Regions from separate parts of the Homo sapiens genome. Here region 2 is linked to region 1. Evidence: chromatin loops called from intact Hi-C (ENCODE). Cell type or tissue: mammary epithelial cell. All regions are shown on one strand. Links, peaks and the distances in the headings refer to the core of each region. The heading gives the core; the rest is flanking DNA.

What was found. Hi-C counts contacts between places; a loop is a spot of excess contacts. Peaks named below come from ENCODE experiments on the same cell type or tissue, not always from the same donor. Only the 100,000 strongest peaks of a DNase experiment are listed, where the experiment ranks them.
Region 2: it touches region 1 in a loop (14-fold over the local background); 3 of 110 quality-filtered maps call a loop at or near these places.

Annotation. Positions count from the first base shown.
Region 1 is chr5:73,080,949-73,086,324 of GRCh38, reverse strand. It overlaps FCHO2 (FCH and mu domain containing endocytic adaptor 2), which reads right to left. Exons shown (of 26, transcript NM_138782.3): 23 at 4,343-4,542; 24 at 3,500-3,564. Among named protein-coding and RNA genes, the nearest start is that of TMEM171, 37 kb to the left of the region's middle. In mammary epithelial cell, for the core only: a CTCF peak has its summit at 3,040 (motif pointing left); a DNase peak (open chromatin) is centred at 3,044.
Region 2 is chr5:73,150,567-73,155,942 of GRCh38, reverse strand. LOC105379030 (a long non-coding RNA gene) reads left to right here and starts at 5,351. Exons shown (of 2, transcript NR_134252.1): 1 at 5,351-5,376. It also overlaps the pseudogene LOC101060067. RefSeq lists enhancers at 1-193, 194-694. In mammary epithelial cell, for the core only: a CTCF peak has its summit at 3,060; no DNase peak of the experiment used is centred there.

The DNA of each region.
Region 1 (5,376 bases), core at 101-5,100:
CCTTATTCTTAATTACTATCCAGGCCCTCAAACTTTTACAATTCTTGATAACCAATTTGGTTGTGCAAAAGTTCTACCATAGACCAAGAGCAACAACCTTGACAATCACCTTAGAAATATTTCCTGTCCCTCTTCTGAGTACACAGTCAGCAACAGAAAACAGATTTCTATTTTACAGAATTTTTTGTGTTTTTTTTTTTTGAGACAGAGTCTCTCACTCTGTTGCCTAGGCTGGAGTGCAGTGGCACGATCTTGGCTCACTGCAACCTCCGCCTCCTGGGTTCAAGCGATTCTCCTGCCTCAGCCTCCTGAGTATCTGGGATTACAGGCGCACACCACCATGCCTGGCTAATTCTGTATTTTTAGTAGAGACAGGGTTTCACCATATTGGCCAGGCTGGTCTTGAATTCCTGACCTCATGATCCACCCGCCTCAGCCTCCCAAAGTGCTGGGATTTCAGGTGTGAGCCACCGTGCCCAGCCTATTTTACAGCATTCTTATTTATTTATTTATTTATTTATTTATTTATTTATTTATTTATTTATTTTTTGAGACAGAGTCTCCCTCTAAGGCCCAAGCTGGAATACAGTGGTGCAATCTTGGCTCACTGAAACCTCTGCCTCCCAGGTTCAAGCTAGACTCGTGCCTCAGCCTCCTGAGTAACTGGGACTACAGGCACGTGCCACCACACTTGGTTAATTTTTGTATTTTTAGTAGAGGCAGGGTTTTGCCACATTGTCTAGGCTGGTCTCCAACTCCTGGCCTCAAGTGATCCACCTGCCTCAGCCTCCCAAAGTGCTGGGATTGCAGGAATGAGCCACCATGCCTGGCCTTGGATATTCTTTTCAAAGGCTTGACTAACCACATCAAAAACCACATTTATAAGATTTTTCCATTTCCTCACAGAAACACCTGATACCTGAATAGCAGAGGGAAACTTAAAATCTGGTTAGAAAATTTGTATCTCATTTTTTTATTTTTTGAGACGGAGTCTCTGCGCCAGGCTGGAGGGCAGTGGTGCGATGTTGGCTCACTGCAACCTCCACCTCCCGTGTTCAAACAATTCTCCTGCCTCAGCCTCCCGAGTAGCTGACACTACAGGCACGTGCCACTACATCCAGCTAATTTTTGTATTTTTAGTAGAGACAGGGTTTCACCATGTTGGCCAGGATGGTCTCGATCTCTTGACCTCACGATCTACCTGCCTTGGCCTCCCAAAGTGCTGGGATTACAGGCATGAGCCACTGCACCCAGCCTGTGTCTTATTTTTGAGAGAACAAATTTCTTTCTTGTTAATTATTTACAATAGTATAGTTTCATTATATTGGGGAAAAAGATCCTTTTGTCCTTCTAAACTGGTTATAAGCCCTTAATGCAAACAGGATTGCTGGTTTACTTCAATTTAAACTAGGAATTTCAGCTTGGCTCACAAAAAGCTATATATTAATAGCTAGGGTTAAAGTCAATGCAGTTGGCCAGCTGAAAGTGGGCAACCTATAAGTACCAAACAGCAAAAAAGAAACTGAAGATTTGCTTGGTTATTTCACCCAATGTATGGCTCTCCAGTAAAAGTCTTATTCTGCATGGCAGGTGTAAATGAATAAACAACACAGACATATTTACGGTCCTTTCTACAGAAATATCTATGAGAAAAGCTACTGATATGTTTTATATTATGCTCAAAATATTCAAAAAGAAAAAGCTCAGCAACATTTGAAAAGCCAAAAAACCTATCAAATAGAGGAGTTATTGGAGACTAGGCTGAGCATGGTGGCTCATGCCTGTAATCCCAGCACTTTGGGAGGCTGAGGCTGGCAGATCAACTGAGGTCAGGAGTTCAAGACCAGCCTGGCCAACATGGCGAAACCCTGTCTCTACTAAAAATACAAAAATTAGCTGGATGTGGTGGTAGGTGCCTGTAATCCCAGCTACTCGGGAGGCTGAGGCAGGAGAATTGCTTGAACCTGGGAGGCAGAGGTTGCAGTGAGCCAAGATCATGCCGCTGCACTCCAGAGTGGGCAACAGAGCAAGGCTCTGTCTCAAAAAAACAAAACAAAACAAAACAAAACCAAACCCTAAAAAAACAAGCAGAAAAGTTATTGTAGACTAAAATTATGCATTCAAAAGAAGGCAGAAGAATTCTCTTTTGATTAAGAGAAAATAAGACTATGTTAAAGACTTGGCTGTCCCAAGAATTACATCCTTATTGTAAGTTGAGTTATAGAAGTGATCAGCTAGGACAGCCTTTTCCTTGGCATTATGAACACAAACAGATGTACTTAGTGAGAGAAGCATAACTTGCTTCTCCTTAAAATAATCATCAGAAAATTGAATGCTGCTGATAGTTAGCTTTAATAGGGGGAAATGGACAGGAAAAAGGTTCTTTTAGAGAACTGCAGAAGGCAAGGGGGCTTTTTTTTTTTTTTTTTTTTGAGACAGAGTCTCACTCTGTCACCCAGGCTGGAGAGCAGGGGCACCATCTCAGCTCACTGCAACCTCCGCCTCCTTGGGTTCAAGTGATTCTCATGCTTAAGTCCCCTGAATAGCTGGAATTACAGGCGTGCACCATGACGCCCAGCTAATTTTTGTATTTTTAAAACAGATGGGGTTTCACCATGTTGGCCAGGCTGGTCTTGAACTCCTGACTTCAAGTGATCCACCCACCTCGGCCTACCAAAGTGCTGGGATTACAAGCGTGAGCCACTGTGCCGGGACGGCAAGGGGCTTTTTAAAGCCTGGAAGCGTCTACATGATTTCTGGGAGGTCAGGAGAATCCCGTTAACAGAATGAACTAAACTGTGTTAAATCAGTTTCAATTAGTTATCAGGTTACCTACATGGAACATAGAGTTCTATTTCTTTAAATTTACTAGGTATAGTTTCTTAATGTTAGCATGTAAATATAAGAAGTATTTACATAATATTTATAAAGTTATGGCAAAATAAATTTTTTCTTATAGAGAACACATACTCAATCTAGATGAACAAATGTGTTCTGAATCTCAGCTGGTCCATTCTAAAGGTATTAACTTCCACCTAGTGGTCATTTCTAGAACTGAGGGCATGAAATTCCAGGAGGAAACTTTACATAAACTTTCCCTTAAAAAAGGTATTGCAGTGCTTCCAGGAACGGTGCACCCATGGCCAGGCGCAGTGGCTCACGCCTGTAATCCCAGCACTTTGGGAGGCCGAGGTGGGCAGATCACGAGGTCAGGAGATCGAGACCATCCTGGGTAACATAGTGAAACCCTGTTTCTACTAAAAAAAAAAACAAACAAACAAAAATTAGTTGGGTGTGGTGGCACGTGCCTGTAATCCCAGCTACTCAGGAGTCTGAGGCAGGAGAATCGCTTGAACCCAGCAGGCGGAGGTTGCAGTGAGCTGAGATTGTGTTACTGCACTCCAGCCTGGCAACAAAGCTAGACTCTGTTTTAAAAAAAAAAAAAAAATCAATTTTCAGTGACATCATTTTATAAATAAAAAAGGACACACACACTTACCTCCATTTTCTGATTTTTCTGAAATACTAGACAATTTCCAAAAGGCTTTCATTTGTTCTGCATTCCTGCAATAAGAACAGATATCTTCAGGTTTTGTGTCTAGTATAGTACCTGATACATGAATGGGACCTCAATAAATAAGTGTATTTTAAATATTTTCACTACAACAAATATATTGCTAAGTTTAAGTAGTATTAACTGGTGAAAATGTGTTTATGATATAGTATAAACATAATGCTGTATCTTTTTCAATTAATGGAAGTTTACCAAATTATGTAATTCTTCTCATTCCTATTGGTCAGAGAAAGTAAAATGGAATGTGTATAGGGATCAGTACCTTCATTAGTCAAGGAAGACACATGTTATTAAATGATGAAGTAACTATAAAGAGCGGTTAGAGTCTATACTAATACTAACAGAGGGGACAGGAGAAGTTGCTAAGAGATGGCAGTAACTAATACTATTAAACACTAATTAGATAGGTGTTCCTGTTCCTATAGACTTGCCAGATGCTATATTTAATCCATAAAATATTTGTATTTTTTAAATGAAAAAAAAAAAAAAAGAAGTTTAGAGAGGTCAAGCACTCTGCCTAATGGTAAAGTTAGTATGGAATCATTGAAGTCTGGGTGGTACTTAGAGCAAAACTAGTTTTGTTTATTTTTGATTAAGGTTACTATGGTTTGACTAGTAAAATGAACTGCATCTTTTACAGCGTGGTTTCTATGGAAAAAGGCACAAAAATTTTTCAAACTTCTAAGAAAACTTACAGAACTTGGGTTCTAGAAGTTGGGGATTGCAACAAAAATTTAGTGGGAATTCAGAAACGTATGTTTAATTTACCATATTGCAGGGGGAAGGGACTGCATGTTCGTTACTCCTCCATCCACTGGTACCACCACCTGTATGTTGGAAAGCACACTAGGTGCCACCATAGCTTCTGGATTGTATTTATAATCCACTCTAAGATCTGTGGTGCTAGCACTACATTTCCAGTATGTTGCAAGATTCAGAGGAGTGGACTGAATACCATTTGATGATACCTTTAAAGAGAAAAGAACAAACAATTGTTTTTGGCCTGAAAAGTTAAGAAGTCATGTTAATGACATGGACACTTGAACATGTAAGTCCACAAAATCAAAAATATCTAATGAGGGGACTATCTGTTGGCAGAGTGAAGCAGACCTATCTCAAAGGAGTAAGGATCATTCTCAATGTGGGGACCTACTACTACTTACATCAAAATTGCTGTGGTGCTTGTTTATAACACACATTCCCTTAGCTCCAACTGCAGAAAATCTGATTCAACAGCTTAGGGACAGGGCCCAGAAATCAGCATTTTATGAAGGAATTCTTAATTATGCGTGTAAAGTTTGCGAATCTTCCAACATTCAACACAGAATTCAAAGATTCTTCATACATTATAAGAATTCAGATTTAGAACACGAGAAAAAAGGTCACCACGTAGTACCACAAGTTGGAATTAGAATGCTTCCAACTTCAAATGTTTAATCACATGACTCACAGTAAATGTTATAATTCCTTCAAATTCTTAAGCTCCTTGTCCAATGGCTCCTTTTTAAGGAGACCTACTCTGACTGCTCTGTTTAAATTTACACTGAAAACTGTATTTTCAATCTTCCTTACCTTAGTCTATACTTTTTCTTTTTTCCATACCACTCATTTTCTAACATAGAATATTATGATTATTATTTTGAGGCAGGGTCTCACTCTGTTGCCCAGGCTGGAGTGTAGTGGCATGCTCATGGCTCACTGCAGCCTCAACCTCCTGGGCTCGAGCAATCCTCCCTCCTCAGCCTCTGTACTAGCTAGGACTACAGGCTTGTGCCATCACACCCAGAGAATTTTACATTTTT
Region 2 (5,376 bases), core at 295-5,294, 69 kb before region 1:
GCTGCGAGAGGTCTTTCCAGAGCTTGCTGAGAGGCCTGAGTGGAGATGAAGACCCTGTGAGCCAGAAGTGTGGGAGAGAACAGCCTCCTCGCACAGGCCTCTGTCCTCCAAGGGGAGCTGTGCTTTTCTCAGCCTGCTGGCAGTTGCCTGTGGCACTGAGGCACTGAGGGAGGGAAGGCAGAGACCACCCAGTGTGAATTGCTGCTGCCTGAAATGGAAACTGTTCTCCCAGCCATAGGCAGGCAGAGCCAGGAGGGGCTATTCCACAGCTGCTCCCCACCCGCAGCCCATTCCCAGGCTCCACATGGCTCCCTCAGCCTCAATGCCACCAAGAGAGCTGCTCAACCTGCGAGGCACTAGCCCGTCTGCTAACAACCACAGAACGCTCTGGGAGGGATGCGGCTGGGTCTCCTTTGCCTCCTCTGAGCCACAGAGATTGGCCCCCCGGGGACAGGTCTTCCGATTTGGGTTCAATCTCTGGCTGAGGTCTTAAGCAGTTTTTCTATGCTTGATGATATGTGAGTGAGAGCCTGAGAACTCTTCCTGCCTCCTCTTGGAGAATGTCTGCCAGCTCCACATAGGAGGTAAGCTGTTCCAGGAATCGTGCATGTGAATTCGGCTTCATAGTTTTGGCTTCATAGATGGCTTCATAGTTTCAAGATTAAGGGCCAAAGATGAATTCACAACGGTTCTTGCCACCCAGTACTTCATTTATTCCTCTTTAATGTCCTCTATATATTAATCCATTTAGGTCCTTTCATGCAGACCAAAGTTGTCCAACATTGGAGTAATACTTTCTTGTCCCTTTGGTCCCCTCTAAAAAGCCCACCAATAATTTGATTCAAAGTAGAAGAACTTTGGATAACAGAGCGTTCTGCAATACTAAACAAGGTTCATAAAGTGCCACTCTGGAAGGAGTCTTAAAGACCAACAGCCAGCACCACGGATATATTTTTAAATGGTGCTGAGTAAGAAACGTTAGGAAGCAAATGAGGACTATAACATAATGTAATATATGTAAATTTTAAATAAATACACAAAATAATAATCATATCTTATAGAACTACATACCTATTCAAGGATAAATATCTTTCACATTGATGTAGTGGCCTGTTGGGAAGAAAGGAATTAGTGCTGGGAATGGAGAAGGAGGGAGGGAGAGAGGAAGGGAGGAAGGAGGGAAGGAAGGAAGGAAGGAAGGAAGGAAGGAAGGAAGGAAGGAAAGAAGGAAGGGGAAGGGAGGAAGGGAGAGGAAGGGGAACAGGGAAGAAGGGAGGAGAGGAAAGGGAAGAATTTAATAATGATGATAGCAGATTATGTCTTGAAGAATATGGAGTAACTCTAACATAAGTTAAAAAGGAAGCAAGCCCTAAATTAAACCTTTCATTTTACAGATGGAGAAACTGAGGCTCAGAAAGATGAACTGTTTGATGCTGGGATTTTATTGCTGTTCAGAGGCAGAAACCAGGCATTTTGACTTCCAATTCAATGTGCTTTCTACTGCATCAAACTGCTACACGTATACTTATAATGCCTCACTTCCTTCCCTTCTAATGAGTAATTCATCTAAGTATAGTTTTAACTGGAGAGGTTGATCATTGCTGGCCCAATTCATGGTCCCTCTCCCAGAGAAGCCACCCACCCCTACTGAAAGACTGAGGCCTTGTTGGACACCAGGTGACCCGGATCACCTTCTCTTGGCCGATGGGCCTGAGGTGGGAAACTGATTCAAGGGCAGCCCTTCCAGAGACAGGGTGGGGGTCACCAAGCATCCTGGTTTGCCTTGGACTGAGGGGGGTCCCAGGATGCAAAACTCTCTGTGCTGAAACTAGAAAAGTTCTGAGCCACCTGGGACAAGCTGGTCATCCTGGCAGGGAGGGACTTAGGACCTGTAAGGCCAGCTTCAAAAATAGATTCTCAGTGAGAAACAGGGAATCTAGCAGACCGAGACTGTTGGCTGCAATAGAAGTGCCGTGGTGTAGAAAGAGGGCAAGGGGCACTAAGGAGCTTCCATACGGGTCCTATATAAACAAAACTCAAGAGCAGAAACTTCGAGAAGTGGAGGACACTGGTTGACCAAGAGAGGAGAAAAGGGTCTATCTTTGTTTAAAGACAAGCAGATACCTGCCCGCAAGAGAAGGACTCTGCTGCAGAGAGGATAAAACTCTCGCATTGGCCCTTCATTTCAGAGGCACACGGTGGCAAGATGGGGGTGCAGATCTCCAAGAAGAGGAAGTTTGTCACTGATGGCATCCTCAAAGTGGAACTGAAAAAGTTCTCACTCGAGAGCTGGCTGAGGATGGCTACTCTGGAGTTGAGGTCCAAATTACGTCAACCAGAACAGGAATTAATACAGGAGCTTAAAATAAATTATTTAGGCAGATAGTGAGGGTAAGAGAATCCTCGGCAAGACTTCTCTCTTAACAAAAAGCAGCCCCCGAATCATTTATTTTCTAACAAAGAGCAGCCTGTAAAATTGAGCTGCAAACATAGATAAACAAGCTGGAAGCTTGCATGGAGAATGCCAGCAGCTGTGCCAATAGAAAAAGGCTACCCGGGGGTCAGGCATGTTCAACATGGAGGCTCCATCTTCCCTTTTCTTTGTCAACCACATGTACAATAAAGGAACAGGCAACATGGCACAGGCCAGGTAGAGAACCCATCACATAAAAAATAAGGGTGGTATGGCCAGTTTCTTTACAAGCTATGTAAATGACACACCTGGTCCCACCAATCGAAACCGTCTGCTCAAGCTCATCTATAAAACGCTGTGCATTTCACCATGAAACTGAAAAACCTGCTTGGGAGCCCATCTCTGCAGGAGAGAGAGCTTTTTTCTTTCTTTTGCCTATTAAACCTCTGCTCCTAACCTCACTCCTTACGTGTCCACATCCTTGATTTCCTTGGTGTGAGGCAACGAACCTCGGTTACTACTCTAGACAAATGACGCTGCTTCAAAATCATAATCTTAGCCACCAAAACACAGAATGTTCTTGGTGAGAAGGGCTGGCAGATTTGGAAATTGCCTGCTGTAGTTCAGAAGAGGTTTGGCTTCCAGAGGGCAGTGTAGAGCTTTTTGCTGGAAAGGTAGCCACAAGAGGTATGTGTGTGTTTGCCTAGGTGGAGTCTCAGTGTTACCTCCTGGGAGGGCTTGCAGCGCAGAGGGCCTGCTGTGGTGTGCTGTGGTTCATCAGGCGGGGCGTAGGGGGCCACAGGCTTCAAGGCTGTGGTGTCTGAAAACTCTAAATGCAGGAAGTTTGTGGATGACCTGATGATCCTCAGCAGGAACTCTGTTTACCTCATTGACACCGCCATGTGCCAGGTGCTGCTCCAACAGGGTGTGCTGGCCATCAAGGGAAGGTCATGCTGCCCTGGGACCCAGCTGGTAAGACTGACTCTAGGAAGGCCCTGCCTGAGCACATGAGTATCGTGGAACCCAAAGATGAAGTACTGCCCACTACCCCATCTCAGAATAGAAGGGTGGGGAGGAAGCCATAGCTCCTGCCATGCCGCAGCCAACCCCCACAACATGACAGGTTCTCCTTGACAGCTGTGTCTGGCATCTGGATGTTGTCCTGGAAAGGCCTTTAATAAAATCTTGTACAAAGGCACAAAGCCTGACTCGACTGTATGTCCAGTGTTCAGACTGAGGGGCATGTTGGCCTGCAGAGCATTCCTTGACCTCTTGGTTAAGGAATTTGCAGGGCCCAGCACGGGAGGACCCAAGCAGAGCTAACCAGAGGAATGTCCCATGTGAGAGTGAAGGCTGATGGCTAGCAGGGCAGCACCTCAATTAACTGTTCTGTAATTCAGGATTGTAGCTTTAGAAGGGGGATATATTTAGAATGATTTTTCCTATGCCTAAGGAAATACGCATTGCACATAGAAAGTAAATACAATGGCCATTATAGTGTGCGTCATACTGTGCTAAATGTTCTTTGCATTCACAATCATTTACTCCTCAACATCTGGTACGTGGAAAGGAAATGTGCTGCACCACTGAAGCTCAGGCTCAGAAGCAAATTTGCCTGAGCAGTATGGAGCTGGCATTAGAATCCACATTCCTAAGTTCTGCTCTCTTGACCATTCTGTTCTGGAAAACTGTAAGGAACATTTAAATTGTCAACACAATAACAACAAAGCACCTCTTACATCAGTCTTTGGTAGCCCTGAGTGTGGTCTCAGCCTTCCTCCAAGGCTCGCAGGTGCACAGCTTACAACCAACCCCTCTTCTCGGGAGCTACTCTCATTAGCTTTCTGCTCCTTATAACCATGAGTCTGACCAGCATGATTTTTATTTTAGGAAAACTGGCTTTCAGTAGCTCCTTCCTCAAAAACCACTGTGGCCAATTTCAGGTTCTCAAAGAGACTCTTTCCAGATGCTCCTGTTTGCTGTTGCTGCTGCTTCTGCTTTCATTGCCAAGGAGAGGGTTGCAGCAGAAGACGCTCCTCTTCTGTAATAAGCTGGTTCTCTCCACTCAGCCTGAGTACACTCAGGGCTCCAGACACTAAAGAGCAAAACCCTCTCCTCCATCCCCACTCAGATGCCCACTTCTGCAGCCATCACCGTATAGGATCAAACTTCTTGACAAAATTATTTATTCCCCAGGCCTCCATTTCCTCCCTTCCTGTGCAATCCTGAAGGCCCTTCCACCTTCCCACCCCTAGGAAAATACTCTGGCCTTGGTCCCCAGGGCCCACAAAGCGGCCAAACCCAGTGAACTTTTTCCTGCCTTTAACCCCTGACGAAGTTTCTGTAACTTCCCACACCATCGGCCACATGTTCTCCTTGAACTCAGCCCTCTCACCTGCCAAGGTACAAAAGGCCTCACTGCCTCGCCCTCTCCTCAGCCCATTAGACTCTATTTCCCTCCCCTTCACTGGCTCCACCCTCCTCCCTCCCACCTAATAAGGAAACACTTTCTGGATTTTTTGTCCTTCCCACATTATCTCCAAGACCTCGCCTTCCCAAAACCTCATCTGTCCGAGGCTCTGGGTACTGTCCCGGAGTAACAGTGAATTTGAGGTCTGCAGGGAGACACTTTTGCATATGTGTGTGTAGCCTTTTGTAAAGTGCCTGTGTGGATCTGGTTTTCACTGTTTAGCAAACAGGATCACCTGGGCCTTGTTTATCCCATTACTTTGTTATGAGACTTTTAGTTTGGCTGGCAGAATTCAGCCAGAGAATGCCCTGTGCAGGCGCAGAGAAGGATTGCAAAGTGCCAGGGGTGGGTGACTGGTTAACCATTTACTTCCCTCCCAGGGAGGACAGCAGAAAAGAGGCCCCAGCTGCTGCCCACTCCTGCCCACAGCCTTGGTGTTCCTGATCCAGCACGTTGCCATCATCCTCGCCCCAGATACCAGCCAAGGAGGCTG